Linked DNA regions of Homo sapiens: region 1 is linked to region 2. A link is a contact called in ENCODE Hi-C data. All regions are on one chromosome and are shown on one strand. Each heading gives the region's core, a stretch centred on a gene start or an enhancer-like site at or near the end of the contact. The rest is flanking DNA. Distances are from core to core; before and after follow the strand shown.

Evidence for each region. A loop is a pair of places that touch in the nucleus more often than their neighbours do. Pooled maps may share reads with other maps.
Region 1: a pooled map shows a loop between it and region 2 (5-fold over the local background). The contact joins two enhancer-like sites. A Hi-C loop is called at or near these places in 2 of 37 single-sample maps with no recorded cell type and 5 of 50 pooled maps.

What each region holds. Positions count from the first base shown.
Region 1 is chr1:182,421,499-182,428,411 of GRCh38, forward strand. No RefSeq gene overlaps it. Among named protein-coding and RNA genes, the nearest start is that of LINC00272, 17 kb to the left of the region's middle. Within about 2 kb of position 5,038, at least 2 of the 41 ENCODE cell types and tissues checked have a DNase peak (open chromatin) inside an H3K27ac peak, as active enhancers do.
Region 2 is chr1:182,296,302-182,303,301 of GRCh38, forward strand. The region is part of intron 2 of LINC01344 (long intergenic non-protein coding RNA 1344); the gene reads right to left. Among named protein-coding and RNA genes, the nearest start is that of LINC01344, 14 kb to the right of the region's middle. RefSeq lists an enhancer at 5,408-5,925. Within about 2 kb of position 3,915, at least 16 of the 41 ENCODE cell types and tissues checked have a DNase peak (open chromatin) inside an H3K27ac peak, as active enhancers do.

The DNA of each region.
Region 1 (6,913 bases), core at 3,788-6,287, 130 kb after region 2:
CTCCAGCTTTGTTCATTTTGCTTCGGCTATTTGAGTTCTTTTTTGTTACATATGATTTTAGAATACCTTTTTCATTTTTAAAAATTTTAATAGCTGGGCGTGGTGGCTCACGCCTGTAAGCCTGTAATCCCAGCACTTTGAGAGGCTGAGGCAGGTGGATCATCTGAGGTCAGGAGTTCAAGACCAGCCTGACTAACATGATGAACCCCCGCCTCTACTAAAAATACAAAAAATTAGTTGGGCGTGGTGGCGGGTGCCTGTAATCCCAACTATTCAGGAGGCTGAGGCAGTAGAATTGCTTGAACCCAGGAGGCAGAGGTTGCAGTGAGCCGAGATCATGCCATTGCACTCCAGCCTGGACAACAAGAGTGAAACTTTGTCTCAAAAAAAAAAAAATTTTTTTTAATAGAGATGAAGTCTTACTATGTTGCCCACACTGGTCTTGAACTACTGGCCTCAAGCAACCCTCTTGCCTCAGCCTCTGAAAGTGCTGGGATTACAGGCATGAGCCATTGTGCCTGGCTGAATTTTTTTCTAATTCTGTGGAAAATGACATTGGTAGTTTGATAGAAATAGTATTGGAATCTGTAGATTGCTATGACCATCTTAATAATATTGATTATTCCAATTCATGAGCATGGAACGTTTTTCCATTTGTTTGTGTCATCTATGATTTCTTTCAGCAGTGTTTTGTAGTTCTTGTAGAGATCTTTCACCTCCTTGGTTAGATGTATTCCTAGGTATTTTTTGTGTATGTAGATATTGTAAATGGAATTGTTTTCTTGATTTGACTATCAGCTTGATTATTATTGGTAAGTAGAAATGCTACTGATTTTTTACACTAATTTTATACCTTGAAACTTTACTAACTTGATTAGTTCTAGGAGCCTTTTGGCAAAGCCTTTAGTGTTTTCTAGGTATAGATTCATATCATCAGTGAAGAGACATAATTTGACTTCTTCTTTACCTATTTGAATGTCTTTTATTTCTGTCTCTTGCCTGATTGCTGTGGCTGGGACTTCCATTACTATGTTGAATAGTAGCAATGAGAGTGGGCATCGTTGTCTTGTTCTTCTTCTCAAAGGGAATGCTTCCAGTTTTTGCCCATTCAGTATGGTGTTGGCTGTGGGTTTGTCATAGACAGCTCTTATTATTTTGAGATATGTTTCTTCAATGCCTACTTTGTTAAGGGTTTTTAATCATGAAGTAATGTTGGATTTTATTGAAAGCTTTTTGTGCATCTATTGAGATGATCATATGGATTTTGTTTTTAATTCTCGTTATGTGGTGAATCACATTTATTGATTTGTGTGTTTAACCAATCTTGCATTCCAGGAATAAAGCCTACTTTGATCTTGGGGCTTTTGATACTGAGAGGCTGGGCAGCTGCATGGGCAGAGGGAACAAGTAGGCAAAGACAATATTTGTAAACTGGTGAGTTTTGGCTCTATCAGTAGCTCAAAACTATAGCTTTCTATTGGATTATTAACTGTTTTTTACTTTTCTTTTCAAATAAACCTGTTTGACTTGGAATGAAATATCTAAAGCTACAAATTCTTATTGCAAATAAAAAATCTGAAGGCTGGTTAGTAGCTGGGCTGTGAAGAGGTCTTAGGCCCTGGCTGGGATTATCTAGACATCAGATATATTTCCCTGAGTGCTATGGCCTTGCTTGTTTCATTCTGCCATGGAGAAGCTGCAGTGTCAGCTCCATATGGGCAGGCATAGAAGCCCACTGTGCCCTATGAGGGAAGAAAGTCTGACACCTCCTTCTAGAATGGAGTTTGAATTTCTTCAAAGTGGAACTCTGAAGGTTAACTATGGGAACCAGCAGCCAGGACTGCCTCTGGGGTGTGATCGGAGGGGCCTTTGCAAATTTCATCCCCTAAATCACCTCTTCTATTTCCCTGATCCCCAGCCCCAACACCCCAAGCCAAGATATCTGAATTCTGTCATTGTGTGGAGACTTGGGGCTGGGGTCTGGACTTGGTCTGCCTGAACTTAAACCCTGACTGTAACGTGTATTAACTGCATGAACTTTGGGTTAATTACTTAGGCTTTCTAAGCTTCAGTTTCCTCATTCTCAAAATGAAGATACTAACTGGCATTATTATTAACATAAATTAGGATTTTTTGTGAGATTGAATGATAAAAAACATATAAAACCTAACTTAGCATCTGTCACAGAGTAACTCACAATAAACCTTGGCAAAGGAGCACTAAAAGCTTAAAGAATAAAATAGATAAATAGATAAAAAAGAAAGAATAAAATAGATAAAACATGGACATGTGAAAATGTTGCCTTGGATAATGATAATATTTTTAGAAAATACTCTTACTAGCATTATTATTCTCAATTTTGACAGCCCCCTAGTGACTAAGTACAATTATCAGTCTTTTAAAATAGATGATGATTTCTGAGGTTCAGAGTAGCTATGTGACTTTCCAAGTTTATGTAGCGAGAAAAATTAGGAATTCAACTGGATGGCCCAACTTTGAAAGCCAATTTTTTCATTACAATGTGCTGCCAGCATGAATGCTTAGAGAGGAGAGGACAGGGCAATATTCGATGTCACACAAGAAGGAAATGTGAAAGGGTGCCCAGATTGACACTTTTGTGCATGGAATTAGGTGTTATCGTGGAATCATTGAGAATCCACATTCAGTTGCACTCCACTATCTTTTAAAAAATCATATATAAGAAACTTCAAGTATTCAAAATATAGAGAATGTTCAAAAAAGGACAGGCCAGGCACAGTGGTTCATGCCTGTAATCCCAGCACTTTGGGAGGCTGAGGCAGGCGGATCACCTGAGGTCAGGAATGGAGACCAGCCTGGCCAACATGGTGAAACTCCATCTCTACTAAATTAGCTGGGTGTGGTGGTGTGCACCTGTAATTGCAGCTACTGGGGAGGCTGAGGCAGGAGAATCGCTGAACCTGGGAGGCAGAGTTTGCAGTTTGCCAAGATCACACCACTGCATTCCAGCCTAGGCGACAGAGCAAGACTCTGTCTCAAAAAAAAAAAAAAAAAAAAAAAAGAACAAAAGATTACCCTTAAAAACTTCAGCTAGAATCAATGTTCTGAAGTCTTGGGTAGTGAATTATGCAAAGAGCCACTTTACTCAGAGCCAATTTACTTTCTTTAGACACAATGTTAACCAGTTTGCCTAACTGATTCATTCCCTACATAATAGGAGATTATAAGAAACATACTAATTGAAGAAGAAAATTCGCATTGACAGTGGAAAGAACGAGATAGCAGTCTGACAAGAGAATAAACTCTGACAAGCAGAACAAAATCCTAAAAGATCTTAACAGTTTGGGGCTAAGTGTAAATAATCACAGCACTCACCCTGTATCCTTCTCCCACCGCTCATGGTGCTCCTGTATGATGTGGGACAGGATAAGTAAGTGAGCCATAAACAATTAAAAGTTAAGTACATTCAAAATACTTTATCAAAGATGGCAGAGATGGCTCAACACACTTTAACAATATTAATGTCTAAAATGGTTTTAAGACTAAAAAACCAAAAACTATTTTCATTCCAGTTTCCTAAACAATTTGATGGCAGGTAAACTGAAGTTTCATTGTCACTAAAAAGTGATTCGTGTGCATAACGATTACTAAGCTCAGAGGACTAGCAAAAGCTTCAAATCTCAAAGTCATCATACCTCATTTTCTGGTATAATAAAGTAAATCAACAAAAACACAACTTTAAATCAACAAGATATTTCAAAAATAAATAAATATTGAGCAGAAATGGCTATTATGCCATCAAAGTATAAGTGGCACAGTATATTATATATGAAATTTTTTTTGAGACAGGGTCTTGTGCTATCAGCCAGGCTAGAGTGCAGTGGAACAATCACAGCTCACTGCAGCTGTGACTTCCCAGACTCAAGTGATGCTCCCACCTAAGTTGGTGGGACTACAGGCATGCACCACCACACCCAGCTAATTTTTTATTTTTTGTAGAGATGGGGTCTTGTCATGTTGCCCAGGCTAGTCTTGAACTCCTGGGCTGAAGCCATCCTCCTATCTTGGCTTCCCAAAGTGCTGGGAGTAAAGGTGTGAGCAATCACACCTGGCCTATGTATGATACTTTTTAAAAATTATTATTTTTTTCCTTTTTGAGACAGAGTCTCCCTCAGTCACCTAGGCTGGAGTGCAGTGCCACTATCTTGCCTCACTGCAACTTCCGCCTCCCAGGTTCAAGCGATTCTCCTGCCTCAGCCTCCCGCGTAGCTGGGGTTACAGGTGCCTGCCACCACGCCTGGCTAATTTTTGTATTTTTAGTAGAGATAGGTTTTTACCATGTTGGCCAGGCTGGTCTTGAACTCCTGACCTCAGGTGATCCGCCTGCCTTGACCACCCCAAAGTGCTGGGATTACAGGCATGAGCTACTGTGCCTGGCTAAAAAATTAATTTAGAAAAACTGGAAAACTGAAAAAGAAAAAGAAAGAAGGGATGAAAGTTCTTGTCCTGGGTCTACCAAAAGGGTGGCAAATAAGCCTTTGTGTTCCTGAAGTCTGGATCCTTCTAGTCACCCAGGAGAGAAGACAGTTTTTTTGTTTTGCTTTGTTTTTTGTTTTTTCCCTAAAATGCAAGCCCCTTCTGGTGGTACAGTACTCAAACTATTGAAGAAGGGTCAGGATGGACCTTTTGGGTTTTAGGAGATTAAAAAGCAAGCAACAGTCCACCCTGCAAGAAATCCCAGAGACTGGGAAGGGCACAAGACTGTGGGTTTGGCTGGCAGTAGATGCAATCACTCATTCTGAGCAAGACCTCAGAGGAAACAGCAAGAGCTGATGGGATCCAGTGGGTCAGAAGGCTCTGAGGCCCATGAAAGGAGCACTGGTGTTGGAGGTGGCTCAGGGTGAATGTGGTCGCTCAGAGAGCTGTCCTCCTAAAAAAGCCCCTGCTGGCTTGAGCAGGAACCAAGCTGTGGCAGCCCCTTTATTTCAGTGGGCTACAGCACTAGGGAGCTATGAAGTCAGTTCCCCATGGTAGATGAGGGTGAGAGGTGGAGGGTAAGAAGGGTGGGGACTTGTTACCATAGCAACGTCAAGAACACTATTCATGCCTCTCCCTTTTCTGAGAATGGTTGGCTATTCAACAGATTTTGAGACTGTATTAGCCGTGGGATTCTTAGAGAAAAGGGGAAATCGAGGTGGATGATGAAGGGTCCATTTCCTGACAGTCTTGGGGGCTAAAGCCAGTTTTTTCACTTCAGAAATGAGTGACATGGCCAGACACCATGGCTCACGCCTGTAATCTCAGCACTTTGGGTGGCTGAGCTTGGCCAACATGGTGAAACCCCATCTCCACCAAAAATACAAAAAATTAGCCAGGCATGGTGGCACACACCTGTAATCCCAGTTACTCAGGAGGCTGAGGCATGAGAATCACTTGAACTCGAGAGGCAGAGGTTACAGTGAGCCAAGATTGTGCCACTGCATTCCAGCCTTGGTGACAGAGTGAGACTCCACCTCAAAAAAAAAAAAAGTGAGTAACATTACTTCCGCTCAGAGAGTGTGAAAATGTTTATGTATAATTTTTACATCTGCATAGGCAGAAAATCAGGAAAAATAACTATGTACTCTCTTGCCTGATGTTCTCATAGCCAAGCTGTTGATTCTTATGACCATTCAAATGATGAGAGTTATTTTGATGCACCTGAGTCAACTTTCAGAATGACCCCAATAACTGCAAATTGTTGCTCTGGGTAATATGAAAGTTCTCACTTCTCTTGATGGGAAACTCAAGCAAGTTTCCTCTCGCAGTGGCATATTCAGGGCCCAGGCCTGATTTTCAATGTGGTGTGGCACAAGGCTGTTCTGGAACATCTTGGGCTGGGTAACTATTAATACTTGGCTAAAGCACCACAGTACCAAATCTTGTTGATGCAGGGGGACTGGTAAGACCACCTAGGAGGGACTTCATGTTCTCAGAGGCCTTAAAGTAGCAGACCCTCATCTGTTTCCCTCACCTGAGAAACTGGGCTGTCTTTTATGGGTGTGAGTCCATGGTGGAAATAATGCTAATGAGAGTGGGCAGGTACTCTTACTTATAATCTGAAAAGGGTTTAGCAGGCTAAACCTTACACTGAAAAGGGTTTAATGGGTGATTTGTCGTGCTCTAACCTTGACTTAAGTAGTTTGGATTTTCTGTACTTGGCTCTCTTATGTCTCTCCTTCCAAGGACAGGAGAAATGGAAATCCTTTTCAGGTGGCCCAGGACTCCATTCCAGTCCAGCAATGTTCTCTGATTTTTCCTGAGTATTAAAGGTTCCTGATGAGAATGGAGAGGAGGAGAGAGAGTCACACTAAGGACCCTCCTGTGGGAGGAACCTTAGCCTCCAGGAGCAGCTCTTTCCATATTGTAGAACACCCGCTCCCCACTACATGCTTACAATGGCTTGGCTGAACCATGCCCCAAGAAGAAACAAAGCACCCACCTGGATGTGAGAACTGCCCCAACTCAAATGCCCTTACTTTCTCTAGAAAACAGACTTTTCTCTAATACCTACTCCAAGGACTTCCATTTTCAGCAACATGGCTGGCTGATTTAATTCCCCACCTCCCACCCCTGCAGGAAAAGACTTGCTGGATAAAATAAATAAGATACAGCCTTAAAAAAAAGAATTGTTTTTAGTCAAGATCTAAAGAAGAAAACCAAAATCCCCAGGTGATGAACTATAATATGTGACTCATAGCTAGAAGACAAGTTCATGAGTTGATCCTGTGGCTGGCAGGGTGAGACTGGCCCCAGATATAAGTCCTAATAGCTGGGGTTTCCATGCAAAAATGGGGACAGGAGATATGATCTTAAGGAAATAAAGCTCAGATTCCTACATAACAGCTGGATTAGGAAATTTGGAAATGGGGTCCCTTCTTCGTAAGGGAGGCTG
Region 2 (7,000 bases), core at 2,665-5,164:
ATTCAGGACCTGTTGAGCCTGCATTACTAAAAATAACTGAGGCCCTAATTACTAAAAGTGAGGGATTACCTTCCCCTTCTCTACCTTTGCCCTACCCTCCCCCATCCTCTCAGGCAATACATAGATGCTCTTTGTGAAATATTAAATATTAAATCCTATTTTTTAAAAAACTGATGGTTCCCAAACTGTGCACAGTGGCTCATGCCTGTGGGAAGCTGGGGTAGGAGGATGGCTTAATGCCAGGAGTTCAAGACCAGCCTGGGCAAAAAAATAAGATTCCCATCTCCAAAAAATAAAAATTAGCTGGGTGTGGTAGTGCATACCTGTAGTCCTAGGAACTTGGATGGCTGAAGCAGGAGGATCTCTCGAGCCCAGGAGTTTAAGCCTGCAGTGAGCTGCACTCCAGCCTGAGAGATAGTGCAAGACCCCATCTCAAAAAACAAACAAACAAAAAACAAAAAAAAAACCCCACCAAAACCCTGATGATTCCCTCATTTTCTGGATGGCTCAGAATGATCGTATCCCTCTTGAGTAATCCAGCCCTTCTCCTATTTCTTCATCTTCACCCTCATTTTTCTACTCACTTCTTTCCCACTTCCAGTGGTCTCAGTCCCTGGGTCGTCTGGCTGCTAACCCTCAAAGCTGAGAAACATGACCCTTAGAGTCTTAGAGCCGTTCCTTGGGACACCCCCTTGAAGCTCGTGTGGGATTCCTTTTCTTTTTTTTTTTTTCCCCAGATGGAGTCTCACTCCGTCACCAGGCTGGAGTGCATTGGCACGATCTCGACTCACTGCAACCTCCACCTCCCAGGTTCAAGTGATTCTCCTGCCTCAGCCTCCCCAGTAGCTGGGATTATAGGCGTGCACTACCATGCCCAGCTAATTTTTATATTTTTAGTAGAGACAGGGTTTCACCATGCTGGCCAGGATGGTTTTGATCTCTTGACCTCATGATCCGGCTGCCTCGGACTCCCAAAGGGCTGGGATTACAGGCGTGAGCCACCATGCCCAGCCTCGTGTGGGATTTCTTTGAGATGGGTTCACAGCTGCTGTTGGCTGCCCTCCCCACCTACACTCCACTATCCTGTCCTGTGCTAGTCCCAAAGAATCCAAAAGACTACCTCTGTCCTGCCTCTGGAGACTGGACACATAGGCTGTGCTGGTGGCCTTCAGGGTATGCTGGCCACCATCACTGAGGAAAACAGTGCATTCTGTTCTGGAGTATGTGCCAGATTAAGGGCAATCCAGGCAATGTGGAATATAAACAATGATGTGGGAGCATAATGTTGGCACTCTCAGGAAAACAGATAAAACTCCCTTGTCCAATCCAGTTTTATTTTTTGCAGAGACCATTTTACTTTCTTGAGCATCAAAACATACACACACATAGGGTTTTTTTGTTTGTTTGTTTTTGTTTTTGTTTTGAGACAGAGTCTCGCTCTGTCGCCCAGGCTAGAGTGCAGTGGCGAGATCTCGGCTTACTGCAAACTCTGGCGAGATCTCGGCTTACTGCAAACTGCTGCCCCCCTTCCCCCTACTGCCAGGCTGAAGCAATTCTCTTGCCTCAGCCTCCTGAGTAGCTGGGACTACAGGCACATGCCACCACTCCCAGCTAATTTTTGTATTTTTAGTAGAAGCAAAGTTTCACCATGTTGCCCAGGCTGGTCTCAAACTCCTGACCTCATGTGATCCGCCCGCCTCGGCCTTCCAAAGTACAGGGATTACAGGCATGAGCCACCTCACCCTGTCACCCACATAGTTTTGAGCCCTGGTCCCACCTGTCAGGTAGCTGGTCCACACTCCATCCCAGAGGAAGCTCTTAGGTCAAGGGGTGGGAATTTCAAGAGGGGCAACGAGTAGCTGGAAGCCATGTTCCCAGGCCCATGTTTTACCCCAGCCTCCTGCCCCACATCCTCCCCATAGATCTCACGTAAAGGGCCTGTGCCTTGCAGTGAGGGCTGTTTCATCTACCTGCCTTCCTAATAAACTTTCAGACAGAAGTATGTATGTGTGAGTGTGTGTGTGTGTATGTATGAGTGTGTGTGTGTGTGTGGTGTTAAATGGGGATGTTAATATAGTCAATACTAATTCCTAGATAAGAACATTGTCTTAGTCAAGACTAATTCAATGCTAATACCTAGATAAAAACATTGTCTTCATCTTGGAAGGTGAATACCTGTTCATTAAATGATCATTGCTTTGGAAGAACTTTTAATGGGAAATACTCAGAAAACAATGCCAATGTGGATGGGGAGACAAGCACGACGTCCAATAGACACCATGCATTATAAGCAGAGATAGAGATAAAGATAGGCATTGAACAAAGAGAGAAGGAAATACACCAAAATGCCCAGAGAGGTTTTCTCCAGGTTTGGAGTTACAGGTGATCTTTGCTTTCTTCTTTCCTGTATATTTCTGTGCTGCCCAAGTCTTTTACTGTGAGCAAATGTGACTCTAGTAATGGTGGGGATTAATAATTTTTTAATTTGTTTTTCAAATGTAGAACACTTTTCCCTGTCTCCCAGTGTCATCAAGAAGCCCAGAAGAAAGCTGAGTGACCTGGCCGGGCGCAGTGGCTCACACCTGTAATCCAGGCACTTTGGGAAGCCGAGGCGGGCGGATCATGAGGTCAAGAGATCAAGACCATCCTGGCCAACATGGCAAAACCCTGTGTCTACAAAAAATACAAAAAATTAGTTGGGCGTGGTGGTGCATGCCTGTAGTCCCAGCTACTCAGCAGGCTAAGGCAGGAGAATCGCTTGAACCGGGGAGGCGGAGGTTGCAGTGAGCTGAGATCGTGCCACTGCACTCCAGCCTGGCGACAGAGTAAGACTCTGTCTCAAAAAAAAAAAAAAAAAAAAATCCTGAAAGTTGAGGAGTGACCTCAGTACTAAGGCCCTCAGATCCTCCAACCCCATGGCACAGGCGCTCCCTCCTGTTGTCTAGCACAGTGTCTGGCGAAGGCCATCACCCTTATATGAGGGCAGAAGGTGAGCTAAAGCCCTATGGAAAAGGTGGCTCAGGCATATACAGGCCTGTAGGACCAAGCTCAGAGACAGACCTGTGGCCAGTGGCTCCACAGCTATGCCCCAACCTAAATGTGCCCCCAGAGCTTGCTCCAAAAAGATTCGAGGAGTAGGAGGGGAACAAGGCAAAGGAGATAAAAAGGGGATTACTGGGAAAGTATTAGAACTACCCTGGACCGGGCACGGTGGCTCACGCCTGTAATCCCAACACTTTGGAAGGCCAAGGTGGGCAGATCACTTAAGGCCAGAAGCTTGAGACCAGCCTGGCCAACATGGCAAAACCCCGTCTCTACCAAAAAAAATACAAAAATTAGCCTGGCCTGGTGCCGGGCACCTGTAGTCCCAGCTACTCAGGAGGCTGCAGCGGGAGAATCACTTGAACTCAGGAGGTGAAGGTTGCAGTTAGCCAAGATCGTGCCACTGCACTCCAGCCAGGACAACAGAGGAAGACTCCATCTCAAAAAAGAAAAAGAAAGAGAGAAAGAGAGAAAGAAAGGAAGGAAGGAAGGAAGGAGAGAGAGAAAGAAAGAAGGAAGGAAGGAAGGAGAGAGAGAGCAAGGAAGGAAGAAAGGAAGGTAGGAAGGAAGGGAGAGAGAAAGAGAGAAAGAGAAAGGAGAGGAGAGGGGAGAGGAAGGGAGGGGAGGGGAGGGGAGGGGAGAGGAGAGGAGAGTGCCCTGCTCAGGAGGTAGCAGATTTCCAGGGACCCCTGAGGGTCAGAAGAGAAGGACTGGGAGAAAGCCAAGGAGTTGAGGCAAGGTTCACATCAGCTCAGGGACACCCACGTCCTCCTCTGGCTCTAACCATCCTTCTCATTGACAGATCTTTTTAACTGCCTTTTGTTTCCTCTTATCTCCCTCACCCAGCCACCAGCTTCTACCCCCACCCCCAACTGAATTGCATCACCATCCACTGAGCTCCCAGGGCCTGCAGCTGTTGCTGCCTGGGGTGACAGACACACCCCGATTTTTGAAGGGAATGAGCTTATGAGGTCAGGGAGGAAGGGGGAATTGGGGGCTGGGGAGAAGCAAAGCTTGGAGTAAACTTCCCAGAACTGCAGAGGGTGGCTGAGACCACCCACTCTTCTTACATTGTCACTGTGGTCAGAGCCTTGAGCCACTGTCAAGTGTTGGATTCAGAGTGGGTGGGTGTCCAAGGAGAAGAAACTGGAAACAGCAGGGAGGAAAGGGCAGGCACAAAAGTGTTGTGGGTAATTCCTTCTGGGAGAATTGATAACTTTTGCATTCATCTGGCAGGGCCCTCTGGAAGCAGCAATAAGTTGACATCTGTTCTTTAGCTACTAATGCCAAATAGATTACTTGACAGTAGTTTAATATGCACAACTAGGAACTCTGTGTGTGTGTGTGTGTGTGTGTGTGTGTGTGTGTGTTGGTGGAGGGTGGGTGGGTGGAAAGGGAGCAAGAGGGAAGATCTTTTGAGAGGGTAAGAGGACTATCTGCATTCCTCCAAATTTCTGGAGAAAGAACTCAATAACAAATTCAGAAAAGTATATTAAGTCCTGGGGGATTCTGAGCCAATCTTCCCACAGCTGGATATGTCAACATCTGTCCTTCGGTCCTCCTTGTCCTCAATTTTTTTTTTTTGGAAAATTGACCCCATTTTGATAAGAATGTCTGTGTTTTTGAAAAACATAACCCATCACATATGATCTCCATGGCAATGATATTTTGCTATAGGAGGCAGTAGTAGGATGTGGTGGTAAGAACATGCACCTCAGAACCAGACACCTGGGTAAAAGTCTGACACTGACAGTTACAAGCTGGGTGAGCAGTCTGATCACTTGCCAAGTTGGGTGACACTAGTTCCTCGCTCACACAGTTGTTGTAAGAAATGAATGACAGGTTCAGAGAACACGCAGTAGAATAAAAAAGAAAGAAAGAAAGAAAGAAATGAGTGGGCATATGCACCGTGCTGAAACACAGAGACTGGCACGTAGTCAGTACTGCATAAGGTCAGCACCCTCCGTATGACCCCACCCCAAATCCAGCCACTCCGGGTATGTCGTGATGAACTAAGCATTAGAGCATGGGGCCTAACGATGGCATGGCTGCAGGCCAAATCCTGCCTGCTGCCCACTTAGCCCAAGAGTTAACATTTTTCTAAATTTTTTAATCACTGGGGTACGAAAAGTCAAAAACAAGAATAGCATTTCATGCCACATGAAAAACATATGAAATTCAGACTTCAGTGTTCATAAATGAGTTTTCTGAAGCACAACCACACTCATTTGTTTATGTATCTTCTCTAAGACTGCTTTTCCGCTGCAATGACAGAGCTGAGCAGGTACAACACAGATGTATGACCCACAAAGCCTAGAATATCTACTATCCGGCCTTTTACAAAAAAAGTTTCATCAGCCTTGCATTAGAGGATCAGCAGTCCAATTCCAGCCCTGCTTCCCACCTTCCAAATAGAGATAACACCTTCTCTGTCACTGAAAAACCCTCACCAGCATGCACGCGCGCGCACACACACACACACCACACACACCACTTGGCTTATTCACCGTGATGCTGTTAACACCAGCTGGCCTCCACTTTGGAAAGTGTAAGACCAGATTAGGCTATAAAGCATTACTGTTATTTTCTGAGCAAGCACTTGGGGGTGGTGCAATCCCAGTCAACACTACTGAAACAACTCAATGTGCTCTTTGTTCTCCAAGTCCTTGATCTTTCGTTCTTATTACAACTTCTCAGGGCCTGCTGTGTTCATTTGAACTGGTTCAGCTGGAAAAAATATGAGTTGGGTTTTGTTTATACCTTAATCAGCTGACTAGAAAGGGGTTAGAAAGAAGAGAGTGAGGAAGCATTAAAATGCATACATTATTGAGTGTTTGCTATATGCCAGGCACTCTGGAATTACAGTAATGTATTAATAAGGAAAGGTCCCTGAGAGAGGGAGAGACAAACAAAAAGGCAAGTAGTTATAAAATAATCCAATAATTCCTATACAGAGACATAAACAAAGCGCTGAGGGAACAAAAAATAATTTATTCTACTAGGTTTTGAAGAGGAGCATCAAGAAAAGTCACAGGGGGTGACAGCTTTGGCCTAGGAGGCTTTGAAGAGTGGGGAAAGTTGGTTAGGTGAGAAGAGAGGGTTTATCCTTGGTAGAACAGGAAAATAACAGTGGCAAAAGCAAAGAGGGAGGAGGACATGTATGGCATGTTCAATCAGCAGGGAGTGCAGGAGGAGACTCCAGGAGACAAGCTGGGGCTGCACTGCAGAGGAGCCTCTGTACCACCCTCAGGGGATGGCACTTTATCCTGGAGGTGATGGAGAGTCTTTGCAGATTTTTAAAAGGGGAGAGAGAAAATCACATGTGTGCTTTGAAGATGATCATTATGGGAAGCAACGTGGAGGGATGTGCTGACACAAAGAAAACCTGGATTTAAAAAAGGGCTGGGCACGGTGGCTCATGCCTGTAATACCAGCACTTTGGGAGCCAGAATGGGGGGATCACTTGAGGTCAGGAGTTCGAAACCAGCCTAACCAGCATGGTGAACTCCCATCTCTACTAAAAATATGAAATTAGTCAGGTGTGGTGGCACATGCCTGTAATCCCAGCTACTTGGGAGGCTGATGCAAGAGAATCGCTTGAACCCGGGATGCGGAGGTTGCAGTGAGCTGAGATCACACCATTGCACTCCAGCCTGTGCAACAAGAGCAAAACTCTATCTCAAAAAAAAAAAAAAAAAAAAAACAACGAAACAAAACAACAAAAAAGTCATGGGTGATGGATGATAGCAAAGTGTGGTGGGAAGAAAGATCTTGGATGTAGAGTTCATCGAACTTCACAATATATTGAACTCACAGTTGAAAGAGAGGGAAGAGTATGAGGATAAATCCCAGGTTTCTGGAGTGGGTACCTGGACAAATATTGGTGCCATTAATTGAGACAGGAAATGGTGGAGGAGTAGCAGTTTGACTGGGGATGAAAAAGATATTTGGGCTTATA